Regions from separate parts of the Homo sapiens genome. Here region 2 is linked to region 1. Evidence: chromatin contacts called from ENCODE Hi-C or POLR2A ChIA-PET data. All regions are on one chromosome and are shown on one strand. Each heading gives the region's core, a stretch centred on a gene start or an enhancer-like site at or near the end of the contact. The rest is flanking DNA. Distances are from core to core; before and after follow the strand shown.

Region 1 (6,016 bases), core at 2,197-4,696:
ACCACATACTGTCTCCTGAATTGAACATTTTCATCTTCTTTATTATAAAATGATTCAAATAAAATATATCTATATGTTTTCTTATTTCACTTTTTTTTTTTGGTCACTCTAGAACTGTAAGCATTGGGGGTACAGGGGAGGGATAGCATTAGGAGATACACCTAATGTTAAATGACGAGTTAATGGGTGCAGCACACCAACATGACACATGTATATATATGTGACAAACCTGCACGTTGTGCACATGTACCCTAAAACTTAAAGTATAATAATAATAAAAAAAGAACTGTAAGCATTTTTCAGACATTCACAATGGGAAATTTGAATGTTAAAGTTGGAGAGACTGCGGTTAATAGCTTGAATTTTAGAGTCAGGAAAACCTGTCTGTACTCAGGCAAGATAATTGATATGGTTTGGATCTGTCCCCACCAAATCTCATGTCGCGATGTAATCCCCAGTGTTGGAAGTGGGGCCTGGTGGGAGGTGATTGGATCATGGGGGTGGTCCTTCATGAATGATTTAGCACAATCTCCTGGTGCTGTTCTCATGATAGTGAGTGAGTTCTCACAAGTTCTGGTTGTTTACAAGCGTACAGCATCTCCCCCCTTCTCTCTCTCTTGCTCCTGCTCCCACCATGTAAGACAGGTCTGCTTCCCCTTTTCCTTCAGCCATGATTGTAAGTTACCTGAGGCCTCCCCAGAAGCCGAGCAGATGCCAGCATCATGCTTCCTGTACAGCCTGCAGAACCATGAGCCAATTAAACATTTTTTCTTTATAAATTACCCAGTCTCAGATATTTCTTTATAGCAATATTAGAATGGACTAATGCAGTAATTAACCTCAGTTTCCTGACAGGTAGATAGAAATTACTAATATGGCCCCCAGCGGCACATGTTCCAAGGAATTAAATGAGATGATATATGATAAGCACTTGGCAGAGTGCCTGGCGCATAGTAAGCACTAAATAAATGTTAGTTGTTGTAATTGTTACTAGAACTATTATGTGAGTCCCTCAGTTTCTCTGAAGAATCCTCCTTGTTTTGTGACCAGCAGTACTTGACCTTTATGGCCAAGATCCAGGCAATTTGTGTCTATTTTTTTCTTGACCTATTTTCTGGCTATAGCTTCTAGTTTCAAGATTGTAACCACATCCGTTTAGTCTTTACACTTATTTCAGACATGATATTTAAACAGATTTTAGTTGATTTTCTGAAGATAACATTAAGTCACAAAACAGACCCCCTACATGCTCTTAAAATCTGATAACTCAGTTCTACAATGCCCATGCCTCAGGGTCCAGAGAAGTTAGATCAGGAAGTGGAGGCACAAGCCCAAGAATTCATATTCCTTTTGAAAAGAGAATTTGCTTACTTTAGCTTCTAAAGCAATAATTGCATCTAGGGCATCAAACGATTGGAGACATATTGCAATAAAGGGGTTTAGTGTATACAAATTCTATTATATCAAAACTGTGTTCATCCCTGGGATTTTGTTGAGTCTAAAAAAGGTATTCTCCAGAAATAGACCTGCTCCCGTGTGACCACTTGAGAAAATTTAATTTAAAAAAGAGTCAAGATATTGATGCCAATTGACATTGGTTTTTCTTTGATGCAGAATGACAAATATGCCATCTTGTAGTTCTCATTTGAGACACATCCCAACTTGGCCATTCAGTATATTTACAAATCTATCTCAAAACAAAACGTTTGCTTTTTTATTCTTTTTTAGCCTCCTGGGATTATTTATTTATTCAATAAACATTTATGGAGCTCCTACTATGTGCTAGCCACTTGGAAACATGCTAGAGAGAGACATGAACAAAGTATTCCTTCCCCTATTCTAGTGAAGGGAGATGGCCAATAATCAAACAAACAAAATTCATAAACAAGAAAAGTATCAGAGAGTGGGAAGCACTACACAGAGAATTAGAATAGGGAGATTCAACAGACAGTAACTGGATGACTTCTTTATATCAAGCTGTCAGAAAGGTTCCCTAAGGAAGCAACATTTAAGCAGAGACATGTTTAACATTTGAGTAGAAGAGGCTTCCTGGAAGAGGAAAAATTCTGGATCCAAGGTTCTAGGACTTGAATAAACATGACATTCTGCCTCTGATCTCCTCAATTCTACCTCATTAAATTGTGAACTTCAGAGGGTCAAGAGCTGGATGATCCATTTTTATGATTAGAAAGTGATTCCTTCAATGAACCTACTACTTCTTCCTACATTCTTGTTAGAACTTTCTCAGCTATGAATCAGACTTTTCCAGGAAACTTCTACAGTCTTTACTTTGGTGACTACAACCACAATACTCAGTTGTTCCCAAGCAGAAAACTGAGGTTCATTCAAGACTTCAGTATTTGATCAAGATATTTTGCTTGGTAAGCTGGCTATTTTTTGATATAGTTTTATTTTCCCCATCTAGCTGGAATAAGATCATCAAAGTTGGTCATCTTACCTGACATAGCCTAGATATTTTCTTCTTCAGTACTAAACTTAGATGTCCCCACCTTTACAGAGTACATATTAGAGTAAGCAAGGCTAGGTTATAGCAAATAAGCCCCATAGTCCTTCTGTGGCTCTCCTCTAAGCAGTGACTTAGAGATCCTTATTGTTTTCATCTTATATTGCTGCCATCTGGATTCAGAGGTTACAACAGAAGGGAAAGAAAGTGGGAACATGGACAGTTGCACAGTGAATTTTATGGCCAGGCCTGAGAGTAGCATACATCATTTCTGCTCTATCCTATTGGATATCCAGTCATGTGGCCCCAACCTAAGGACTCCTAAGGGTGTCTGGGAAGTGTAGTTTCCCATGTGCTTGGGAAGTGATAGATGGCATGAAATTTGGCGACCCCCAAAGCTTTATCTCTGCTATAGGAAGCCACCCTTCTCTGTTATTCTCCTCTTCAGTCTGGGTTAGGTGCCCCTCTTCGACTGTAGCACAGTCTGATATATAATAGGCACTAAATATGTTTGTTGGTTAGATGAAATGAAAGATGGATTAATTGTAACCTAAGATCTTACGTCTATTAAAAGAGTGAACTAGAATTAATCAGTATTGAATTGGTTAATTAACAGAAAATTCTCTATTCATTCAAGGTATGCCTAAGAATTATAGGAAGAAATTGAAACTACACTGTTAAAAAATAGACTAGATTGGGGATCCCTAGGAAATTCCTTTTATTATTTCAACACACAACCTTAGTAGCCAAAGTCACTCCAACTCTCCTCCCCTCTGAGTCACTCTGGCAATCACTCTGTAGTTATTTCAAAGATTGGGAAATTTTCTGAAGGCAACATGGCCTGTCGATGGCATTGACTTTGGCTCCCCTCACCATCACTCTCATTGTTGCCATTAGCCCGTTTTTAAGGCCCTGAAGTTGGCTGCCCTTGAAATAAAGTGGGAAAACCTGCATTTGTGGGCCAGCTTGGTCCCCAGCCCAGTTCCCCAGCCAAAGAAAGTGAACAATCCTGTATTTGTGGCATCCTGAGCCTGCAGTGACCTTCCGGGCCAGCCAGGATGCCAGAGGGAATGCACATTCTCTGAAATGACAGTAGAGGAAGAACCAACCCATTGCCCCGGGACTAATGAATGGGTCCCTCTTTTCCCCCTGGGACAGCCTTAACAGGGCCACATGTAGGGCTTAACTCTTTTGTATCTTGAGCTTTATACATAGAGGCTGATCTGTCTTGTTTCTTAGCTGGAAATTAATTGGGCTGAAAATAGATAATTAGTTTTCAATGTTAACTGCAGTTATTTATTTATTTGAGTGATTATTTGATTAACGTATTTCTTTACCTTAATACTAGAGAGCAAGGACTATGTCTGCTTTGTTTTTCATTTTATTCCCTAGTAGTTAGCATAGTGCATGGCAGAGAGTAAGTTGTAGGGAAATATTTATTTACATGCAGAATGACTGTGGCAAACCTTGTCTCAAAGCTCAAGCTCTTATTTTGTTTTGTTTTAGCATTGTTTCCCCCGAGAGTGATCATTTCTGCTTCTTGTTATAAGTATAAAATACATTATCAAGTGGCTTCTGCTGTGTGTTTTTGACTCAGTGAATCCCAGAACCATCAAGACAGAGGCTGGGGATCAGCCCCTTCACCAGCTTTCAACTTTGGGCTGGTGGTGAAACCTCATTTTCAATTGCTTATGTATACATGTATCCTGAGTGTAATCAACAGGACTGCTCCACAAACCCAGGGGGTAAATACTGTCACATTTAGCTTCTTTACACAAAACAAGTAGCCTAAGTTCCCATGGTTTATCAGACTGTGGGATTAGCAGAAAGTCTAGCCTCTCCGTCTTGGGGCCCTCTGTCTCCCCATAACTTTTCCAAAATCCCAGAGGTTTACATAATTCAAAAAGAAGGGTCAGCCTGACTTTCACACTCCAGGGGGGGAAATGTTGCTGATCATTGCCACATGGCTGTGGAAAGTGCCCACTTGAGCCTTCAGATGATGTTAGTTCAAGGCTTTGCACAGGCTATTCAAGGTCTATCTGAGTCTGTTTGTGCTACAGTAACAAAATGCCTGAGCCTGGGTAGTTTATTATCAACAGAAATTTCTTTCTCACAATTCTGGAGGCTGGGAGTCCAAGATCAAGGCACTGGCAGGTTCAGTGTCTGGTTCCAAGATGGCACCTTCTTGCTTTATTCTCTGAAGGGGAGGAACAGTGTGTTTTCCCATGGGAGAAGAGTGGAAGAGCAACATGGACCGAAACTAGTTCCTCACACTCTTTTACAAGGCACTAATCCATTCATGAGGGCGGAGCTCTCCTGACTTAATCACTTCCCAAAAGGCCCCACCACTCAGTACCATCACATGGAGATTAAGCTTCAACACATGAATTTTGTAGGGAACGCATTCAAACCACAGCAAGGTCTCTTCAGGAAAATGATCAACCTTGTGTTCAGCTTGGCCAAGATGGCCCCTTGCTTAAGTTCCCAGAACTGCAGAAAGTTAGTTCTTAGTACTAACTTTCAGTCCCTTATGTGACCTTTCTGCAAAGATCCAGTCATCCAGAGGGGTGGCATCAGATTGTATCAGGCCGTCCAGCCCTATAGACCCCAAACTTCTGTATACTCTTCATCCCCTGGGACTATTACATTGCAGGTCTGACAACTTTTCCTATTCCATCTTTGAAACATAAAAAGTTCTCATTATTTCTCACTTCCAACAAATAGGGCTACCCACCGACTTCTTCATACTGGTCACCCGGATGGTCTCTAGGGGGCTCTATTGCCGTCAGGAGGAGGGAACTACTTGCAGTGCTTTAGGACAGTCTGTATTCCCAGACTTTCTGACACCTTTTTTAGTAGAGAAGAGAAGCTGGAGGGGGAGATGGAGAAGGAAGAATGAGGAGAACACTATAATAGAAGCTAAATATCGGCAGATCATTCTACTACACAGCTCTTCACACTGACTGTATAGGCAAATTTCCTGTTTATCCTGAGCAGAAGGCAGCCTTCCTTCTCTAAATTGTACCTACTCAAAAATTTAGGCTACAAACTTACAATCAGGAAGAAAACTGAAAGCTCTTCCTGTTGAGTCATCCGGCTTTAAAGTGCTGGATCTTTGCTGGACATTGTAGTAAATTAATTGAAAGTTTTGTGCAAAATATTATTTCAGGGGATGGGGTAGGCTCCTCGGATGAAACAGCAGTGTGTTTGTGAGGTCAAATTTTTGCTTCTTAGAATAAGAGTCACTTTGATTTTGGTGGGGCAGGATCACCCGTGGGAGGATAACTCATCCACACATATCAGACATGAATCCTTCAGTGAGAGATGGGGAGTGGGAGCAGAGTGGTCAGGGTATCCCTGTGAGGCAAGGGAGGGATCCTGACCTCTGGTGCACCTGACCTCTGGGGGACTGGCTCTTGGGTCCAACTCAAGGTTCCTTTTCAGGGCCTGTGGCATGTCCTCCAGGCCATACTGCCATCTTTAAAATACTGCCGGCACCTAGTTGTTACTGTCAGCACCTGGCTGTGGTAGGGGAGGACAGACACCGATGAT
Region 2 (6,219 bases), core at 2,323-4,822, 98 kb after region 1:
TCGGTCCCCTGGCAGGGTTGGGGAGAGATGCGTACCTCTCAATGTTCCTGTTTCAGACCCACGTCTCCTTTTGTCCGCAGTGTTCTGCGGTGTGAATGGGCTTGCTTCTCCTTTGAATTCTCTTTTAAGAATGTTGGGGCGCACCACTCAGATGGCCCCCTTTTGATGGAGGTCTCATTTCCCAGCTGCTAGGAGTATTGGCTGATGACATTCCTAGGAATTGACCATGGATGATGGGAACTGCCACATCCAAAGTTATCCCAAGGCCTAAGCCCCTTGCCTTAATTTGGGACCACTCTGAAGGGCTTCCTATGAGGTCTTCTGCGACTGTGCTGTGACTCCATCTCAGCTCCACCTGTCTCTACTCAGTCCTGCTTCTTTCACTCCCCAACAGGTGACGTACCCAAGAGCTCTGCCCAGTAAACTTCCAGCACCAGATTTCCATCTCTGGGTCTGTTTCACTGGGAACCGAATCAAAGACACCTTTCAGTCTCTAGCTGTTTCATCTCATTTTAATATTCCAAAAACATATTGGTATTTTTCATCTGCTATTATCTCCTCTCCTATATTGATTGACTTCACGAGTGTATACCTATTTTCCTTCTTCTGTTCTCATTTTATTGATATTTCTACAAGGCATCTGGCTTAAACATATGTGTTAAATCTGTTGTTTGACCAGAAGTCTGGAAACATATTAATAACACCATAGAACACATAACAAATCCTTCTAGCTTCATATAGGTCATGTGAGAATTACTAAAACTAACTCCCTTTTATGGACACTATTTGAGATGGAGTATTAGAGAGTAAGAGACTGTAGGGTAAATATGCCAGATCCAGACCGCCAATGGAAAAGCTAGAGAGCAGTCCCCATACTTTCCTGGATTACCCCCTCCCCTACCCCAAGCTATGCTCCCTCTCCTTCCTGGGGGTGGCGGGGGGTGGGCACTGAATCCCCACCAAGCTCTGAGCCTGCTCTCTTTCTCTCCAGGCCTTCGCAGATGCTGCTTTCACAGCCTGGAATGTCCTTTCTTCATTTCACCTGACCAAGTCCTTTTAACCTTCCAGAACCCAGCACAGAGCATCATTAACCCCTCACACTCAGCACTGGGTCAGGTACCTCCCTTGTGCATTTAAAGTACCCCACTCCTGCATTCATAACAACGCTTAATATACCAGAATTGTCACTGCCTGTGACTTTGACCTCCTTGAGCACAAGAACCGAACATTTTTCTTTTTAGAGCTAGTACTTCTCACAGTACTTGACAGATGTTTAAAAGTGGCTGTAGAGGCCGGGCGCGGTGGCTCACGCCTGTAATCCCAGCACTTTGGGAGGCCAAGGTGGGCGGATCATGAGGTCAGGAGATTGAGACCATCCTGGCTAATGCGGTGAAACCCCGTCTCTACTAAAAATACAAAAAAATTAGCTGGGCGGTGGCGGGTGCCTGTAGTCCCAGCTACTCGGGAGGCTGAGGCAGGAGAATGGCGTGAACCTGGGAGGCGGAGCTTGCAGTGAGCCGAGATCGTGCCACTGCACTCCAGCCTGGGTGACAGAGCGAGACTCTGTCTCAAAAAAAAAAAAAAAAAGTGGCTGTAGAACAAATGGAATAAATGGATCAATGAATAGATGTATGGATGCTTCAAACAGGCTCTCCTTGGAAAGACTGCCATAGAAGAGCAAGGCCTCAGGCTTGGGGAAAAAAGAGGAGTTCAAGTTAGGAATGAGTTTCTCCTGTCCAGCTCTCACCTAAACCTTGGTGAACTAGTTCCCAGAAATAGTAGAGTAAAGGAGGTGGTCCAGCCAGTTGTTACTGATCTGGATTGGCAGAAATGGAAGAAAAGATGCCAGAGTAGCAATGGAGTATTGATGCAGAAAAGGCAGAGAAGGGAATCCGTATGTAAAAATACCAGCCTGAAGCTGCAAAAAGCTACAAACAAGAACCTCCCTAAGAGCTTATCATACCAACAATAAGAAGCACTACTACTAACGCTTATATCTTAGGGACTTTTTACAGTTCTGTGATGTTGTAGCTCATTTTATCTTTACAACAGTCTTATGAGTTGGGTGCTTATTCATATTTTATAGATGAGGAAACTGAGGCACAGGAAACTTACCCAAGTCGATTCAGCTAGGAAGTGGCAATGCCGGAGTCTAAATCCAGACAGTCTAAATTTGGCATCCATGCTCTCAACCATGACAAGAGAAAAGCTGCCTCCCCTCTCATTTCCTGATCTCACCGATTCACCACCTACCCCAAGTTGCTAGAAAAACAATTCATCTTTTTTGATAGAAGAATATTCCTGTCAAGGCAGGATTCCCAGCTGTATTTGGTCTCATAGCTCAGGTAGAACAAAAGTGAGGTGAGGAAGAGAGCTGGGAGGGAGAAAGGCCCAGTGTCTGGGATGGTCCTTATATCCCCTTCCCTTGACAAACACATTCCCAGAAAGAATCAGTATAGAGGAAAAAGGGAGAGAACAGAAAAACTGCAGATAGGTCCAACTGACTGTCCCTCCCTGGAGAGTGGTCCCCTCCAGGCCTGGTGGCAGGCACTCTGTGGCCTGCATTCCAAAGATGGGCTTTGGTTTTTGGACCCAGGAAGAAGGGGCCAATATGCATCAGGGATCAAGTCAGAGTCAGTGACTCAGCCCACACAAGGCCCAGAGGTTCAGTAACACATCACAAGATGCTGAGACATGTCTCAAACACTTGCCAGCTGAGTCCATCTGGAACATGAGTTCTGAGCAGAAAAGAGCAGGGAGATGAGGGGAGGAGCCCTGGATGTGCTAGTCAGTGAGAACTGACTCAGAGGTGACTTCCAAGGCCAACCTGGGGTGATCTGGCTGAGTCTCGGACCAGTCTCAAGTGCTGTGGAAGGTCATGAGAGTGGCAAGGCTGAACCTCAAGACCAGTTTCCCAAGCAGGGAGGAGAGGGTGACTCCAACACTGCCTAGCCTCTCCCATGCCGTCCCTTTCTGGTCTCACTCAGGCCAGGGAGGACTGTTTTCCCAGGATGGCCCACCCTGAAATGTAGGAGGCAAAAGAAAGGAGCGCTATCAAAAATCCCTGGGGCAGTCTTGTTGCCACTTCTCTGAATCCTTTCAAAGGAAAAGAGCTCATAAGCAAGGCCATGAAATTGTTCCCACTTGTATAAGCAGAATTCTCACACTTGTGACTATTGAGCTTGTGATGTGAAATTACTTGTTCCATGTCTGTCTTTCCCACCGGGCAGTAACTGTTACCAGGGAAGGGACCAGGCTGGTCTTGTTCACTTGTGCCTAGGAGAGTGCCTGGTACACAGCTGGTGCTCAACACATATGTGTTGGGTGATAAACTGTGCATGGACGCTGGTCTTCTTCTAGCCCTTAGTTAGGAATTAGTATGAACAAGACCTCTTCCCACCCTTCTTTACCGGACCAGCCTGCAGATGCTCTTGCTCCCCTCTCCCCCGTCCACCAGGGCCTCATTTTGCATTTGCAGAGCCGGCAATTAAAACTCCCCCAGAAACTTTCTAAGAGCCAGAGGCCAGGTCACGTGGCTTGGGCCACCGCATGGAGCCTGGGCCTCCTCTGGCCCCAGTTGCAGCTCAGGTGTCAGAGGCTGGGCTGGGGGTGGGGGCTGGACTGGGAGGGCAAGATTTCTAGGAATCACTGGGGGCCTGAATTACTCAGATGAAGAATTTGAGAAGTTGATTCAGCTTTTGGGAGGAAATGTCAGTAACTAGGGGAAAAACAACTGGGATGAAGGGCGAGCTCCCTGGCTATGGGAAAGTGTGCTGGCTCCAAGTCAAACTGGCTCTCATCCAGATTTTTATTTCTGGTGTTTGGTGGTTACATAAAAAAAGCTTATAAACTTAACTCCAGTTAGAAAAAAATACAACTATTTCTAATATTGATCCTGGATAATCCCTTCAAACCTGTCAGGGAGACCACCCGGTGTGAAGGGAGGTGGGGGCCCAGTAGGTGACAACTTAGGGAGGGCTGGGGCCAAGGAGGCTCTGGGGCTGCTTGATTTGGAACAGCACCTTCTCCATGCAGGATGCCTGTTTTACTGGTCACCTGGCTGCTTCCTATAGGATTTTAAGGACCAAGGGACAAAAAGTTAATGTACAGGCGTGCAGCCTCCAGCAGTGATTCCTAGCCTTTCTAGAGTGCTCCCATGCTCACATTTGTATCTGATATTTGGTGACTCTTCCTCTCTGGGCAGAAATAATAGGTTAGTGTATATTTTTCAAGTGGAAATGAATTAAAATAATTTTATCAGATTGATAAAAGCATGACAAATACCAAATAGAGGAATTAACGAAGTATATGAATGGACAGTTCACTATAGGAAAACAAATGCCAAATGAATGTGTGCAAAGATGTTCATCCCCAACAGTCGCCAAAGAAATGCAATCAAAACAAGGTACTATTTTGTGACTTTCAGATTAAAAGGACTAGAAAGAAATAATATCGTTTTTCAGTTTTAACTCTTGGAAGACCAGCAAGTCAACTGGAAGACCACTAGGCCTGAGGCCTCAGTCCGATGACTGGTCACCATATTCTCATATAAAAAGCATAGAGAGACAGAGTTCTTCCCAAATGCCTACAATAACCAGTTAGAAAATACAATGGGAAAAAAATTCCTTTCACAATAGCAACAACAACAACAAAATTTTAAATGCCCAGGAATTAATAAATTAATATAACAAGAAATGAGGAAGCTAGATAAAGAAAGCATTCTGCCTTACTGAGAGACAAGGACATCAAAAGAGGGGCACATCTAAAAATATCCGGATGAGTTAAAGATTTCATTGTAAAATATCAAATTGTAAAAGTCCTAGAGGAAAAGCTAGGTAATTATGTAATTATGAGATAGGGGAGACTTTCTGTGGATGATCCCAAAAGCAGAAACCATTAGCGAAAAGTTGGATAAATATGACCTATATAAAAATTTTTAAAGATATGTTGATGAACAGCATAAACCAAACTAAAAGGCAAATAACAAACTTATAAGTACTCAGAAATTTTCTCAATGTTAGCAGAAAACATGCTGCTGGCGTTGCATTTTGTTATAGAATGTTCATTAACATCTATTCTAAAGGAGTGTTTTTGGGGAAAGTGTCAGTAAGATGTGGTTTCAGTTCTTAATTCACAACAGCACATAATTCTGTGGGCCTTCTTCCAGTTCCTCAAAAACTACCAAGATCTTTTGGTTCTGACATCCTCTACATTTGCTGTTGTCTTTGCTTAAAAAGTAAATATGTCCTTTCTCACCCCATGGGCAGCCATGTCTCATGCTTCAGACTTGGGCACAAATGATGCCTTCTCAGAGAGGCTTACTTTAACCAGTCTAACTCAAGACATTCCTTACTCTTTATCCCACCAATATGTGCATTTTCTTTATAGCATTTATCAAAACCACACCTTGTAAATATAAACATATTTGTTCATTTGTGACTAGGCCTCCTCTGAAAGAGAGTAAGGCCATAAGGGCGGCTCAGGAAGACTCCTGCCTGTTCACAGGCATAGAGCAGTACTTGGTAGAGTAAAGTACAGCTGGCACAGGTCAGGCAGGCAACACTCATTTGTGGGACAATGAATAGGCACTCATCTGGTGTTGGAAGAGTAAGGGAAAATGAAACAGAGCTGCTCCCCTCCTAAAGGATTGGTTGCTTGAATGAATGGATGAATTAATGAACAGAGTTGGATAAGCCTCTCATGACAGTATTCTGTAAGGATTGTCACCCCATGTTTTGTCTCTCCTAAAGACCAGAACCTTGACTTGAATCAAGAGTCTTTGTCAAACTTAAACTTTATCTAACTTCAATCAAGTACAGATGCTCCTCAGCTTATGATGGGGTTATGTCCCAATAAACCCACTGTACATTTTAAAAGATCATAAATTGAAGATACGTTTAATACACCCAACCTACTGAACATCATAGCTTAGCCTTGCCTACCTTAAACACAATCAGAACATGCACATCAGCCTACAGTTGGGCAAAATCATCTAACACAGAGCCTATTTTATACTAATGCTACAATAAATAATTTTGAATCAAAATTCAAAATTCGAAGTATGGTTTTTACTGAATGTGTATTGCTTTTGTACCATTGTAAAGTAGAAAATTCATAAGTTAGGGACTGTCAGTGTCTTGAATCCGGCTGTCATTATCTAACTGAAGTCTACCCTAGTCAATACCCAAAGCCCAGCTCCAGAACACAGGGGACCACCAA

What was found. Hi-C counts contacts between places; a loop is a spot of excess contacts on that map. ChIA-PET counts read pairs that join two places held with the same protein, here RNA polymerase II (POLR2A). Pooled maps may share reads with other maps.
Region 2: a map of CD4-positive, alpha-beta memory T cell shows a loop between it and region 1 (2.6-fold over the local background). The contact joins two enhancer-like sites. A Hi-C loop is called at or near these places in 1 of 168 maps with a recorded cell type or tissue (CD4-positive, alpha-beta memory T cell) and 5 of 50 pooled maps. POLR2A ChIA-PET finds 5 or more read pairs at or near these places in 2 of 52 experiments (A673 and RWPE1).

The regions. Positions count from the first base shown.
Region 1 is chr1:91,550,030-91,556,045 of GRCh38, forward strand. The region is part of intron 3 of LOC102723436 (a long non-coding RNA gene); the gene reads right to left. Among named protein-coding and RNA genes, the nearest start is that of CDC7, 52 kb to the left of the region's middle. RefSeq lists an enhancer at 5,947-6,016. Within about 2 kb of position 3,447, at least 3 of the 41 ENCODE cell types and tissues checked have a DNase peak (open chromatin) inside an H3K27ac peak, as active enhancers do.
Region 2 is chr1:91,648,224-91,654,442 of GRCh38, forward strand. No RefSeq gene overlaps it. Among named protein-coding and RNA genes, the nearest start is that of CDC7, 150 kb to the left of the region's middle. Within about 2 kb of position 3,573, at least 17 of the 41 ENCODE cell types and tissues checked have a DNase peak (open chromatin) inside an H3K27ac peak, as active enhancers do.